Regions from separate parts of the Homo sapiens genome. Here region 1 is linked to region 2. A link is a contact called in ENCODE Hi-C or POLR2A ChIA-PET data. All regions are on one chromosome and are shown on one strand. The core of a region is the stretch at or near the end of the contact, and the rest is flanking DNA. Distances in the headings are between cores, read along the strand shown. Region 1 overlaps LOC107984219 (a long non-coding RNA gene). Region 2 overlaps LOC107984219 (a long non-coding RNA gene).

Region 1 (6,429 bases), core at 2,409-4,908, 37 kb before region 2:
TTTCCCTTGGAGATATTTTCCTTTTCATCAAGAAAGGTACTTAGGTAACCCACACACATGAAGGCATAAACAGAGCTCAGAGACAAGTCATATGGTCCTTACATGAACCTTTACTTCGTGTTGATACATTTCAGATCTTTAAACCATTAGAGGCCAGGCGTGGTGTCTTACACCTGTAATCCCAGCACTTCGGAAGGCTGAGGCAGGAGGATGGCTTGAGGCCAGGAGTTTGAGATGAGCCTGGGCAAAAAGTAGTGAGACCCTGTCTCTACGAAAAATTTTAAAATTAGCTCAGTGTGGTGGCACACACCTGTTGTCCCAGCTACTCAGGAGGCTGAGGCAGGAGGATCGCTCGAGCCCAGGAGTTCAAGGCTGCAGTGAGCTATGATCGGGCTACTGCCCTTCAGCCTAGGTGACAGGGTAAGACCCTGTCTCTTATTTTTAAAAATGTATATGATCTCTTAGTTTTTGGGTCAGGACTCTGGGAACAGCTTTCCCAGGTGTCTCAGGCTCTAGGTCTCTCATGAGCCTGCAATGAAGCTGTCAGCCAGGTCTGCAGTCTCATCTGAAGACTACACTGGGGGAGGGTCCACTCCTAAGCTCACATACCTGGTTATTTTCAGTCTCAGTAAATACACTTCCAAGCTCACTTACATGTGCCTCTCCACAGGACTCACTAACAAGGTGGCTGGCTCTCCCCAGAGTGAATGATTCCAGAGAAGGCCAGAAAGAGTCACTGCATCTAAAACGGAACCTGCAGTATTTTGTAACCTCATCTCAAAAGTGACAAACCATCACTTCTGTCATAGTCTTGTCTTTAGAAGTCAGTCAATTCAACCCACGTAGAAAAAGGGGATTGCACAGCAATCCCATTACTGGTTATATACCCAGACAAATATAAATCATTCTACCATAAAGACACACGCTTGTGATTGTGAATGTTCACTGCAGCAAAGACACAGAATCAACCTAAAGGCCCAACAATGACAAATTGGATAAAGAAAATGTGCTACATATACAACGTGGAATACTACGCAGCCATAAAAAAGGAGATCATGTCATTTTTGCAGGAACATCGATGGAGCTGGAGGCTATTACCATTAGTAAACTAACTCAGGAACAGAAAACCAAATACTGCATGTTCTCACTTATAAGTGGGAGCTAAATGGTAAGAGTGATGAAGGCAAAGAAGGAAACAACAGACACTGGGGTCTACTTGGGGAGGGAGGGTGGGAGGAGGGAGGAGCAGGAAAGACAACTACTGGGTACTGGGCTTAACACCTAGTGATGAAATAATATACACAACAAACCCCTGTGACATGTTTTTACCTATGTAACAAACCTGTGTATCTACCCCCAAACCTAAAATAAAAGTTAAAAAAAGGAGGGGATTATACAAAGGTGTTAATACAAGGAGCCAGGGATGCTAGGGGGTCATCTTAGAGGCTGCCTACCACAACTGGTAACTGGTATTTTAAAAATTTTATCTACTGATGTATCAATCTATCTATCTACCTATCTATCATCTATCTATCTGTCTCTCTGTCATCTATCTAGTCTCTGTCTGCCTGTCCTTCCTATCTATCTATCTATCTATCTATCTATCTATCTATCTATCTATCTATCTATCTATCAGTCTTGCTCTGTTGCCTAGGCTCTAGAGAGCAGTGGTGTGGTCACAACTCACTGCAGCCTCGACCTCCCAGGCTGAAGTGATCCTCCCACTTCAGCCTCCCACCAAAGTAGCTGGGACTACAGGTCTGCATTACCATACCTGGCTGGGCTTTTGTTTGTTTGTTTTGTTTTGTTTGTAGAGACCCTGTCTCTACTCACTGTGTTGCCTATGATGGCCTCAAACTCCTGGTCTCAAGTGAGACTCTTGCCTCTGCTTCCCAAAGTGCTGGGATTACAGGTGTGAGCTACCACACCCAACCTTTTAAGTTAGTTTTAATTTTTGTCATTTGGAACAAAAGTGGTCCTGACTAATATATCCAGATGTCATGAATCTAGCCCCAAATAGTCTAGCTTCCCTTAATAAAGCCATCATAACAATGCCTTTTATAAAAGTATCTAAATATGTTGAGTACATTCATATTTTTCAGCCTTATTAGTTTAACACTTAGAAAACTCACACCCTATTGTGTGAACTACTACAGAAAATACTTTCTTGTTCCATTTAAGTTCCCCAAGAGCAAAGAGAAATGCCTTAAGTATTATAATGCTTCTCAACATGTCACATAGTATCTGGTCACACAGTGGATTCTCAACAAAGGCATTTTTTTTTTTTTTTTAAAGATAGGGTCTCACTCTGTAGCCCAGGCTGAAGTGCAGTGGTGCAATTTTGGGAGGGAGGTGGGGGGCAGCCCCCGCCTGGCAGGAGGGAGGTGGGGGGCAGCCCCCGCCCGGCCAGCCGCCCCGTCCTGGAGGGAGGTGGGGGGCGCCTCCGCCCGGCCACTGCCCCGTCTGCGAGGTGGGGGGCGCCTCTGCCCGGCCGCTCCGTCTGGGAAGTGAGGAGCCCCTCTGCCCGGCCGCCACCCTGTCTGGGAGGTGTACCCAACAGCTCATTGAGAACGGGCCATGATGATGATGGCGGTTTTGTCGAATAGAAAAGGGGGAAATGTGGGGAAAAGAGAGAGATCAGATTGTTACTGTGTCTGTGTAGAAAGAAGTAGACATGGGAGACTCCATTTTGTTCTGTACTAAGAAAAATTCTTCTGCCTTGGGATACTGTTAATCTATAACCTTACCCCCAACCTCGTGCTCTCTGAAACATGTGCTGTGTCCACTCAGGGTTAAATGGATTAAGGGCGGTGCAAGATGTACTTTGTTAAACAGATGCTTGAAGGCAGCAGGCTCCTTAAGAGTCATCACCACTCCCTAATCTCAAGTACCCAGGGACGCAAACACTGCGGAAGGCCGCAGGGTCCTCTGCCTAGGAAAACCAGAGACCCTTGTTCACATGTTTATCTGCTGACCTTCCCTCCACTATTGTCCTATGACCCTGCCAAATCCCCCTCTCCGAGAAACACCCAAGAATGATCAATAAATACTAAAAAATAAAAAAATAAAAAAATAAAAAAATAAAGATAGGGTCTCACTCTGTAGCCCAGGCTGAAGTGCAGTGGTACAACTTTGGTTCACTGCAGCCTTGACCTTCCAGGGCTCAGGCAATCTTCCCACCTTAGCCTCCCAAGTAGCTAAGGCAACAGGCACATTCTACCATGCCCGGCTAATTTTTGTATTTTTGCTGAGATGGGGTTTTGCCATGTTGCCCAGGCTGGTCTTGAACTCCTAGGCTTAAACGATCCTCTCACCTCAGCCTCCCAAAGTGCTGGGACTACTGGTGTGAGCCACCCCGCCTGGCCTATGGATCTTCTAAGTATAAGTTAGATGATTTTTCCCTAAATTCAGTATCTTCTTTTTGCTGATGTGTGCAATATTTTCTGCCTATTCACATAGCCTCACACTAACTTTAGGTTATTCTCATATAGTGGGGATTTTCATGATCAGAAGAACTTAATGTCACTGTACCTACCCACCTTCAATAATTCATAAAAATAGTAAACAAGGATACTCATAGGGGAATGCCAATGTTTACACTCCTTCCTCCAAGAAGTGCCTTTTCCTGAACCATTGTTTCTTGTCTCTAAGCAACTTCCTCATGCATTGCACCAGTCTCCATCATACCATGATGATTCAATTTTTAAAACAGTCTTTTGTGTGGAGCTTTGTGAAAGGCTTTTTGCAAATCTAAATAGATGCCATTCATGAGCTTTTGTCCCTATGCATATGTGCCTCCTAAAAGAGCTTTAATAGGTGGATGATGCCAATTTCCTCTCATTGAAACCATACGTTCTCCTCCAGCTCCTTCCTTGACTCTGGCAGTCATATTGGCATGCAATTATCTTTTGGAGGAGTAGGGCTCACAGCCCTTCCCTGTTGATCTGCTTTGATTGGGTCTTTAATTGGGTCTAAATTGGGTGAGATATTGTAGAAGAATGCAGGGTTAAGATCGCCAAAATCTAACTACCCTAAAAGAGACTAATCACTATGGTTAAGATAGCATGCTGAGATCAGAAACAGGGAAATATGGACGTATGTGTGGTAAATATGGGCAGAGAAAAGGAAGTAAGGTTAGAAATACAGGAAGTTGGTGGTTGTCAGTCAAGGGTCAGGAACGTTTTAGGGTCATGCCCTTTAAGAATCTGACACTGTTCTCCATTTCCCTTTTCTTTAAATTCTCTCCTCCTTCGATTCCCTCAATGCTGTGCTCTCAACCTAGCTTGGTAGATGTTCCTGCTCAGACTCCTTTCCTGGAAGCTCTTCTTCCTGTCTCTTTAATGTGGTTTTTTTCCAGGTTCCATCCTTGGCTTTATCTTGTCTCCCTCTATAGGTTCTCCACTGTCAATTTCATACATTCCTATGGATTTAGGTAAACATAGATTAATAGAATAAAAATGGGAATTTGAGCTTTAGGTAAGTCCATTCATCTGCCTAGTGTAGATTTCCACACTGATATCCCAGACACTCCAATCTTAACATGTCCAAAAATCAAAGGCATCATCTTTATATAAGCTAAGGACTTCTTCATTTTATGTGACAAAAAACCCTTATTTCATGGGCTCTAAGGAGAAGCCAAATAGCACAGGGATAGAGCTAGATTCAGAAACAACTCGAACCAAGACCTGGAAATTGCAATGATTTATTTCTCTTTTTTTTTTTTTTTTTTTTTTTTTTGAGACAGAGTTGCTCTGTCATCCAGACTGGAGTGCAGTGGCATGATCTTGGCTCACTGCAACCTCCACCTCCTGGGTTCAAGGAATTCTCATGCCTCAGCCTCCTGAGTAGCTGGGACTACAGGAGGGCGCCCCCACACCTGGCTAATTTTTGTATTTTTAGTAGAAAAGGGGTTTTGCCGTGTTGGCCAGGCTGGTCTCAAACTCCTGACCACAAGCGACCCGCCCACCTCGAACTCCCAAGGTGCTGGGATTACCAGTGTGCACTGCCACGCCGGGCCCATTTCTCCAAATTATACATCAACTTTCCTCTGAATGTCTGTTTCTTTCTCCCTTTGTTGCAGATTGATGATTTCTGCTGCTCGGCCTATGTGGTGGAAAACACAAAGATCTCCATGTTTCTGCTTTAGTCACCCAGAGTGAGACTAGTTTGATTCTGGGTCCTAAAACTCACTGGCCCAGCCATGTTCAAGGTGTCCAGCCATGGATCAATCAACTTTGGCCTCAGATACAGTGTATGCAACTTGAAGTTGCTTCATAGCTCACTGATGCTTTGCCTTCAACCTTTTTTCACTGTTTCATTTTAGATAGTTTTTATTGCTACATATTCAACTATACTACTCATTTCTTCTGCATTGTCTAAACTCCTGTCAATCTCAATCCCATCCAGTGTATTTTTCTCTCCCTTTTTTTTTTTTTTTTAGAGACAAGGTCTCACTCTGTGGTCCAGGCTAGGGTGCAGTGGTACTTTCATAGCTTACTGCAGCCTCAAACTTCTGAGCTCAAGCAATCCTCCTGCTTCAGGCGTCTGACTAGCTGGGACTACAGGTGGGTGACACCACACCTGGCTAGTTCCTCGTATTTTTTGTGAAAACGGCATCTCACTATGTTGCCCAGGTTGGCCTTGAACTCCTGGCCTCAAGTGATTCTCCAGCCTTGGCCTCCCAATTTGCTGGGATTACAGTTATGATGCCTGGTCCCAGCATATTTTTCACTGTAGATATTGCATTTTTCATATCTAGATGTTCAATTTGCTCAGTCTTTTCTGTAGACTTTAAACATGGAATATAGTTATAATAACTGTTTTTAATGACTTTGTCTATTAATTCTTTGACTAATGTGCATGCATTTCTGGGTTGTTTCTATACATTGATTTTTCTCATTATTGATTGTATTTTCTTTGTTTGCAGCCTAGAAATTTTTTATTGGATGCTAGACACTGTGAATTTCACATCCTTAAGTGTTAGTCTTCTATTCCTGTAAACATTTTCTTGAGCTTTATTCTGGGAAGCAGTTAAATTGTTTGGAAACAGTTTAATCTTTTTGAAGCTTCTCCTAAGCTTTGCTAGGCAAGATGAAAGCAGCCTTTATTCTAGACCACAGAGGAAATGCTCTTTAGAGTACTCTACCTGATACCCTGTGAATTACAAGGTTTTTCATTCAAGGATTATTCCCTCTGCTCTGATCTCATGGTTCTTTCTTGAGTCTTGAGTAGTTTCTGCACGCTCATGCGTGGATTAGTACTCAGCTGAAAACCTGAGGGCCCCGATCTCTGGAGCTCTCTCTCTGTGCCGCAGTCTCCCCTCTGGAACTCTGCCCTGTGAACTCAAGATGCCATGGCCTGCCTGGGCCCCCAGGCTCCACCCACGTTTCCCCTCTCTAAATGCTCTCTCCATGCAATGAGCTCAGGTAA
Region 2 (5,969 bases), core at 1,486-3,985:
GAGTTCCATAAAGAAATCCCCTCAAGAAATCTTTCTACTGCTTCTTCTCCCTATCCAGTGGGTAGAATGTTATTACTAAGTGCAATCAAGTAAGGAATTCCATATTGTTCCCCTTATCATCTTTAATAGAAACTGTTTTTGGCTGATGCCTGTAATTCCAGCACTTTGGGAGGCCGAGGCGTGTGGATCACTTGAGGTCAGGAGTTTGAGACCAGCCTGGCCAACATGGTGAAACCTTTGTCTCTACTACAAAAATACAAAAAATTAGCCAGGCATGGTGGCAGATGCCTGTAATCCCAGCTACTCGGGAGGCTGAGGCAGAAGAATCACTTGAACCTGGGAGGTGGAGGTCGCAGTGAGCCAAGATCATGCCACTACACTCCAGCCTGAGCAACAAGAGCCAAACTTCATCTCAAAAAAAAAAAAAAACTGTTTTCAGAACTCCTCTTTTATTTTATACCTATCGTGAAAATAACTACCATTTTAAATAGGGTAAAATAAAGTTTTCTGACAACAGAATGTGAATTTGTGTAAACTAAAAACATCATATGTCTAAAAGTTTAAAAAGTAAATATCAAAGAGCAGATTTTAATCAAACTGAAGCCTCTTTTGAGTCATACTTGCAATGCAGTCCCATTCTGTATCAGCCAGTGGGGTACTGCAAACATACAGGAGAACGAAGGTCAGCGAGATGAAGTGGAACCAGTTTGACAGAGAATATGCAATCTTGTTTCAACAGACTGATTAATATGAGAATAAATAAATTTGTTAGCCACTAAGAAGGAGGGCTCCGGAAGCTTTGTGATTTAAGAGAAGCACATCACAAAGGGGAATCTACTCCTGTTTTCAATTAACCATTGAAGTGAAGGCATGGGAAACTTTACAGAAATAATGTGGATTTGCAACAAGGAAATTCAATATCAACACTTTGAAGAATCTTATTCATACAAGACTGGGAAAGCAGGCAGCAACTTGGTTTATTTGTGTGAAGCTATGGGAAACTATTTTTTATTTTTATTTGTGTAGAGATGGGGTCTCACTATGTTGCCCAGGCTGATCTTGAACTCCTGGCCTCAAGAGATCTCTCATTGCCTTGGCTTCCCAAAATGCTGGGATTACAGGCATGAGCTATTGTGCCTGGCTAGAAACTGTATTAGTAGATACTTTCCATTGGTTAAGAGCTGAAAAACATAATTAAAAGTAGTGTTAGAGAAGCCACATGCTCGGATGCAGAGCCAACACAATTTGTCTGTCAAACCCAAGGGAGATGGTTTTTGTTTTACCTTTTTCCCCCAATTTCTTTAACTATTATACAACTTTTGCTTTCTTTCATATATTTTCCCCCATATGAAATAGGATTTCATATATATTTAGTTAAATTCTCTCTTATTCTACACACACACACGCACACAAAATAGAAAGTTAATCAAACAGAAAAAAATGGTCAGAAAGTTCTACATGGCAAGGACTTTTCTGTTTTTTTTTTTTTGAGACAGGATCTTCCTTTTTTGCCTAGGGCAGAGTGCAGTGGCACAATGCTGGCTCACTGCAACCTCTGTCTCCTGGGTTCAAGTGATTCTCGTCCCTCAGCCTCCCTAGTAGCTGCGATTACAGGCAGGTGCCAACACACCTGGCAATTTTTTTTTTAGTAGAGATGGAGTTTCACCATGTTGGCTAGGCTGGTCTCGAACTCCTGTCCTCAAATGATTCACCTGCCTTGGCCTCTCAAAGTGCTAGGATTACAGGCATTAGCCACTGTGCCCGGCTATTCTAGGCTTTTTCTTTTCTTTTTTCTTTTATTCTTCTTTTATTTCTTTTTGAGACAGAGTTTTGCTCTTGTTGCCCAGGCTGGAGTGCAATGGCACGATCTCTGCTCACCTCAACCGTCACCTCCCAGGTTCAAGCGATTCTCCTGCCTCAGCCTCTCAAGTGGCTGGGATTACAGGCATGTGCTACCATGCCCAGCTAATTTTGTATTTTTTAGTAGAGGCGGGGTTTTTCCATATTGGTCAGGCTGGTCTCAAACTCGCAATCTCAGGTGATCTGCCCACCTCGGCCTCCCAAAGTGCACGGATTACAGGCGTGACCCTGGCTCTAGTGCTTTTTCTAAGTAGCCATGTTATTTGCCTGTTTCTCTTCCTTTTGTTAAAATAAATCTTTTGGACTTAGCACACCGTGGATAGTGAATAGATATTTCAGAGTCAGAGAACAGTTCACTTTGATTTCACAGATTTTATAGAATATGCAAAGCACAGAGGCTTTACTGCACATCTAGATTTAAACTTGGTAGTCCTGACAATTCTAGAATCTGTGATGTTATACCAGGAAATGAAAGCTAAAACTATCTCATTTTAGCCATTAATTTTAACCTTTTCTCTCACTAACCTTCAAACAAAACCAGTAAGGTGGTGAAAAAAACGTTCAAAGCTTTAAACCTTCCCACTGACCTTACACCCCAAAGATCAAAGTGAAGACTATGCTGTGATTTGCCTAAAAGACAAAAAGATGAGAGATCAAGGCTCTGCATTAGTCATGAAGTGAACATTTGTCTCAAAATCAATCAAAATAGACTTGGCAGGAATATTGAATGAAGCCAACATTTTGCTCTTGTGCAACTGTCACAGATCACATAGTGGCTGCATTTTATATCTCATAGAATGGTGCCTCCAGCAATGTGAGTGAGAGCACTGGTATTTTCCTGACTCATAAGGACAGGAGTGTGCCGCCCGCTGAATCACCCTCCTCATTTCCGGGGGTGCCTGGGTGTTCCAAGACACTCATGGAGGATTAAATTATGGTTGCCATGACAGCTCCCTAAATGCTGTCTTGATAATATCAACAGCTATAGTATCAGTGTTCCCTGAATGCTGACTTATTTTCTCTTCCAAAACCTCAATAATTTTCGTAATCAAAGTTCTTCAATAGCTATGCAAATCTAAGGAATTAGTAAAAATCCTTTTTTTCTTAGATAGGTTGCCATATTAAGATACAACTCATCTCTTTCCATAAGATATATTCTTTTGAGTGAATGGTAATTGACATATGATGTTGTTTGTTGTATTTTTAGAAGGTATGAATAATATCAAAGTTAGAATAAAAATGGAAAGTTCTCACAATTTTTTAAAGTTATGGAAGCTTGTATTTGAGGACACAAATCTGAATTTTTTAAGCATTAGCTGGCATCCTGTGATAGAGGGGGCTGGTTTTACATGTGCCAGTGATTATGCAAATTACCATATGTAAGAACCTGCCTAGGTAAGAGGATGTTCTGTCCCTCTCCCTCTTCCATTCTAATGATTTGAGATATCAGTGAGTAGAGGCAAGGGAAGAAGTTCCTGGCAAACCTGTATTTTTATTTTAAAAAATCTCACTGTTGGGAGGTTGCAATATCTTTTAGGAGCATTACCTTAGAGCATTGAGTACTGAAGGTCACTTGCAGATGTCATAACGAACACCACAAAATGTTCAATGACCTTGATGCTTATTGAAATGTCTTCACTGAATGTTTTGAAACTGGGCAACTCTTGAGCCTTCTTTGCTGCTTTCTGATACAGTGTTCTCCTCTTTTCATTTCACTTTCTCTTAGGATGTTTGCTATTACTTTTTTGCTGAGATGTTCCTGGAATCCTTCTAATTTTAGTTGAACAAACATTTATCAAAGACCTGTTGTGTTCCCAAACTGTTCCTGTTTAGGAAAGCAGTTAATCAAGTGTATTAGTCAGGGTCTTGTCAGAGAGAAGTCCACTCAAATGAATTAAGTGGGAACAGACTTAAAGATAGGCTATTCACAAAGGTGAGGGTAGGTTAAGGGAACTTGTAAGAGACGGTGAATCGGGGAGCATTACAGAGCCTGGAGGGAGCAGGAACCATCTTTATCGTTTATTGTTATGATATGCCATATGCCAGGTTTTGCTCCTGAAACTATTTTCCATGAAATCCCCTTGTAATCTCTTTCTAAAATGAGAACAAGGGCATATTGCAAAAGGGAAACTGTGCCTTGATAGGAATGTGCTGATATATATTATCTCCTTTTATCCTCCCACCCACCTCAATATACCAATCCTATGGATTTTAATACTATAATTTGTTTGGATGTTTTTATCTACTGTACCAGATTATACAAATTTACATAAAGTTTCCTCCACCGATGTACTTACTGTTTGATACTTGCTAGAATTTCCAGTGCAATGTTGACTAGGAGTGGCAAAAGCATGAATTTTTGCCTTGTTCCCGATATTAGGGAAGGACTTTTATTTTTGAATCAAGAAATATTATTTATATCTTAGCTGTGTTTCATATAGAAACATTGTGTGCCCAAATGTGACAAATAGTAAATGTTTTTCATGTAGTCTAAATGATCTCAAATAATAAATTATTTATTGCTGATTTTTATTAATTTTAGGGTCATTTCCTTAGTGCCTGAGTGAAACTAAAATGAGTGTATATTTAATTTAGAGGATAACAGCAGAACAAATTATCAATTAAAATATATCTGAATTATTGATTGGGTGATTACACATTTTAAATTTGAAGGCCAATTACTAAATTTTCTTCTATTAGGCAGCCAGGGCTACATAATTTTGGAAAAAAGCTCTAGGTGGCAATCTGTCTCTTAGCCCTTTACTATGTTGAAGTCAAAAGAAAATAGAGATGAATCTCTAGGCATTTTATTTGGGAATCACAGAATTGTAATTCAGAGCATACACAGATTACAGAGGTTTTCCAGAGGCCCAAAGGACAATCCCAAAGTCAATTTTAGGTTAAAAAAACTTTTAAATTAGAATTTGGTTTTGGGAAAGTGGCAAAGATGTTAAAGGCTTAAAATATTTAATTAAAGTAGAATTGCATGCCATTGAGAAATAATAGCCATTTATTTAATCAGAGTGATAAATGAAAGACTTCAAAAGCAAATACAAGAAGTAACATAGGCCAGGCATGGTGGGTCATGCCTGTAATCCCAGCACTTTGGGAGGCCGAGGTAGGCGGATCGCTTAAGCTCAGGAGTTTGAGACCAGCCTTTGCAACATGGCAAAACCTCATCTCTACAAAAAATACAAAACTCAGCTGAGAGTGGTGACATGTACCTGTAGTTCCCAGCTACTTGGGAGGCTGAGGTGGAGGATTGCTTGAGCCTGGGAAGTTGAGGCTGCTATGAACTGAGATCACCCTGCTGCACTTTAGCCTGGGCAACAGAAGACGACCCTGCCTCAAAAATAAATAAAACTGGCCAGGTGTGGTGACTCACGCCTGTAATCCCAGCACTTTGGGAGGCTGAGGTGGGTGGATCACCTGAAGTCAGGAGTTTGAGACCAGCCTGGCCAACATGGTGAAACCCTGTCTCTACTAAAAATACAAAAATTAGCTGGGTGGTACGTGCCTGTAATCTCTGCTACTTGGGAGGCTGAGGCAGGAGAATTGCTTGAACCCAGGAAGTGGAGGCTGCAGTGAGCCAAGATCGTGCCACTAAACTCCAGCCTGGGCGACAGAGCAAGACTCTGTCTCAAAAAAATAAAAAAATTGGCCAGGCATGGTGGCTCACACCTGTAATCCTAGCACTTTGGGAGGCCAAGGCGGGCGGATTGCGAGGTCAGGAGATCGAGACCATCCTGGCTAACATGGTGAGACCCCATCTCTACCAAAAATACAAAAAATTAGCCGGGCGTGGTGGCAGGTGCCTGTAGTCCCAGCTTGGGAGGCTGAGGCAGGAGAATGGCGAGAACCCGGGAGGTGGAGCTTGCAGTGAGCCGAGATCGTGCCATGCACTCCAGCCTGGGTGACAGAGCGAGAGTCTGTCTCAAAAAAAAAATAAAAATAAAAATAAATTAAAAAAAAAAAACCAACCAAAAAAATCCAAAATCAAAACTCCGTTGAGACAGAGAGAAAAAAAATAAACTTGGCTCTGTATTGAGATAACTTTTTCCAAGTAGTCAAAAACCTAATAAAAACAGGAAAAGCACAAGAAACTACCT

The links. A loop is a pair of places that touch in the nucleus more often than their neighbours do. ChIA-PET counts read pairs that join two places held with the same protein, here RNA polymerase II (POLR2A). Pooled maps may share reads with other maps.
Region 1: a loop to region 2 is called in a pooled map, with 5 times the contacts of the local background. The contact joins two enhancer-like sites. A Hi-C loop is called at or near these places in 2 of 168 maps with a recorded cell type or tissue (IMR-90 and K562), 3 of 37 single-sample maps with no recorded cell type and 4 of 50 pooled maps. POLR2A ChIA-PET finds 5 or more read pairs at or near these places in 7 of 52 experiments (HCT116, K562, OCI-LY7 and 4 more).

What each region holds. Positions count from the first base shown.
Region 1 is chr10:31,975,285-31,981,713 of GRCh38, reverse strand. All of the region lies in intron 2 of LOC107984219 (a long non-coding RNA gene), which reads right to left. LOC105376485 (a long non-coding RNA gene) reads left to right here. Exons shown (of 3, transcript XR_930806.3): 3 at 671-932. Among named protein-coding and RNA genes, the nearest start is that of ARHGAP12, 50 kb to the right of the region's middle. Within about 2 kb of position 3,658, at least 4 of the 41 ENCODE cell types and tissues checked have a DNase peak (open chromatin) inside an H3K27ac peak, as active enhancers do; they include endothelial cell of umbilical vein, where a contact is called at or near this core.
Region 2 is chr10:31,937,742-31,943,710 of GRCh38, reverse strand. All of the region lies in intron 2 of LOC107984219 (a long non-coding RNA gene), which reads right to left. Among named protein-coding and RNA genes, the nearest start is that of ARHGAP12, 12 kb to the right of the region's middle. RefSeq lists an enhancer at 2,049-3,248. Within about 2 kb of position 2,735, at least 10 of the 41 ENCODE cell types and tissues checked have a DNase peak (open chromatin) inside an H3K27ac peak, as active enhancers do; they include endothelial cell of umbilical vein, where a contact is called at or near this core.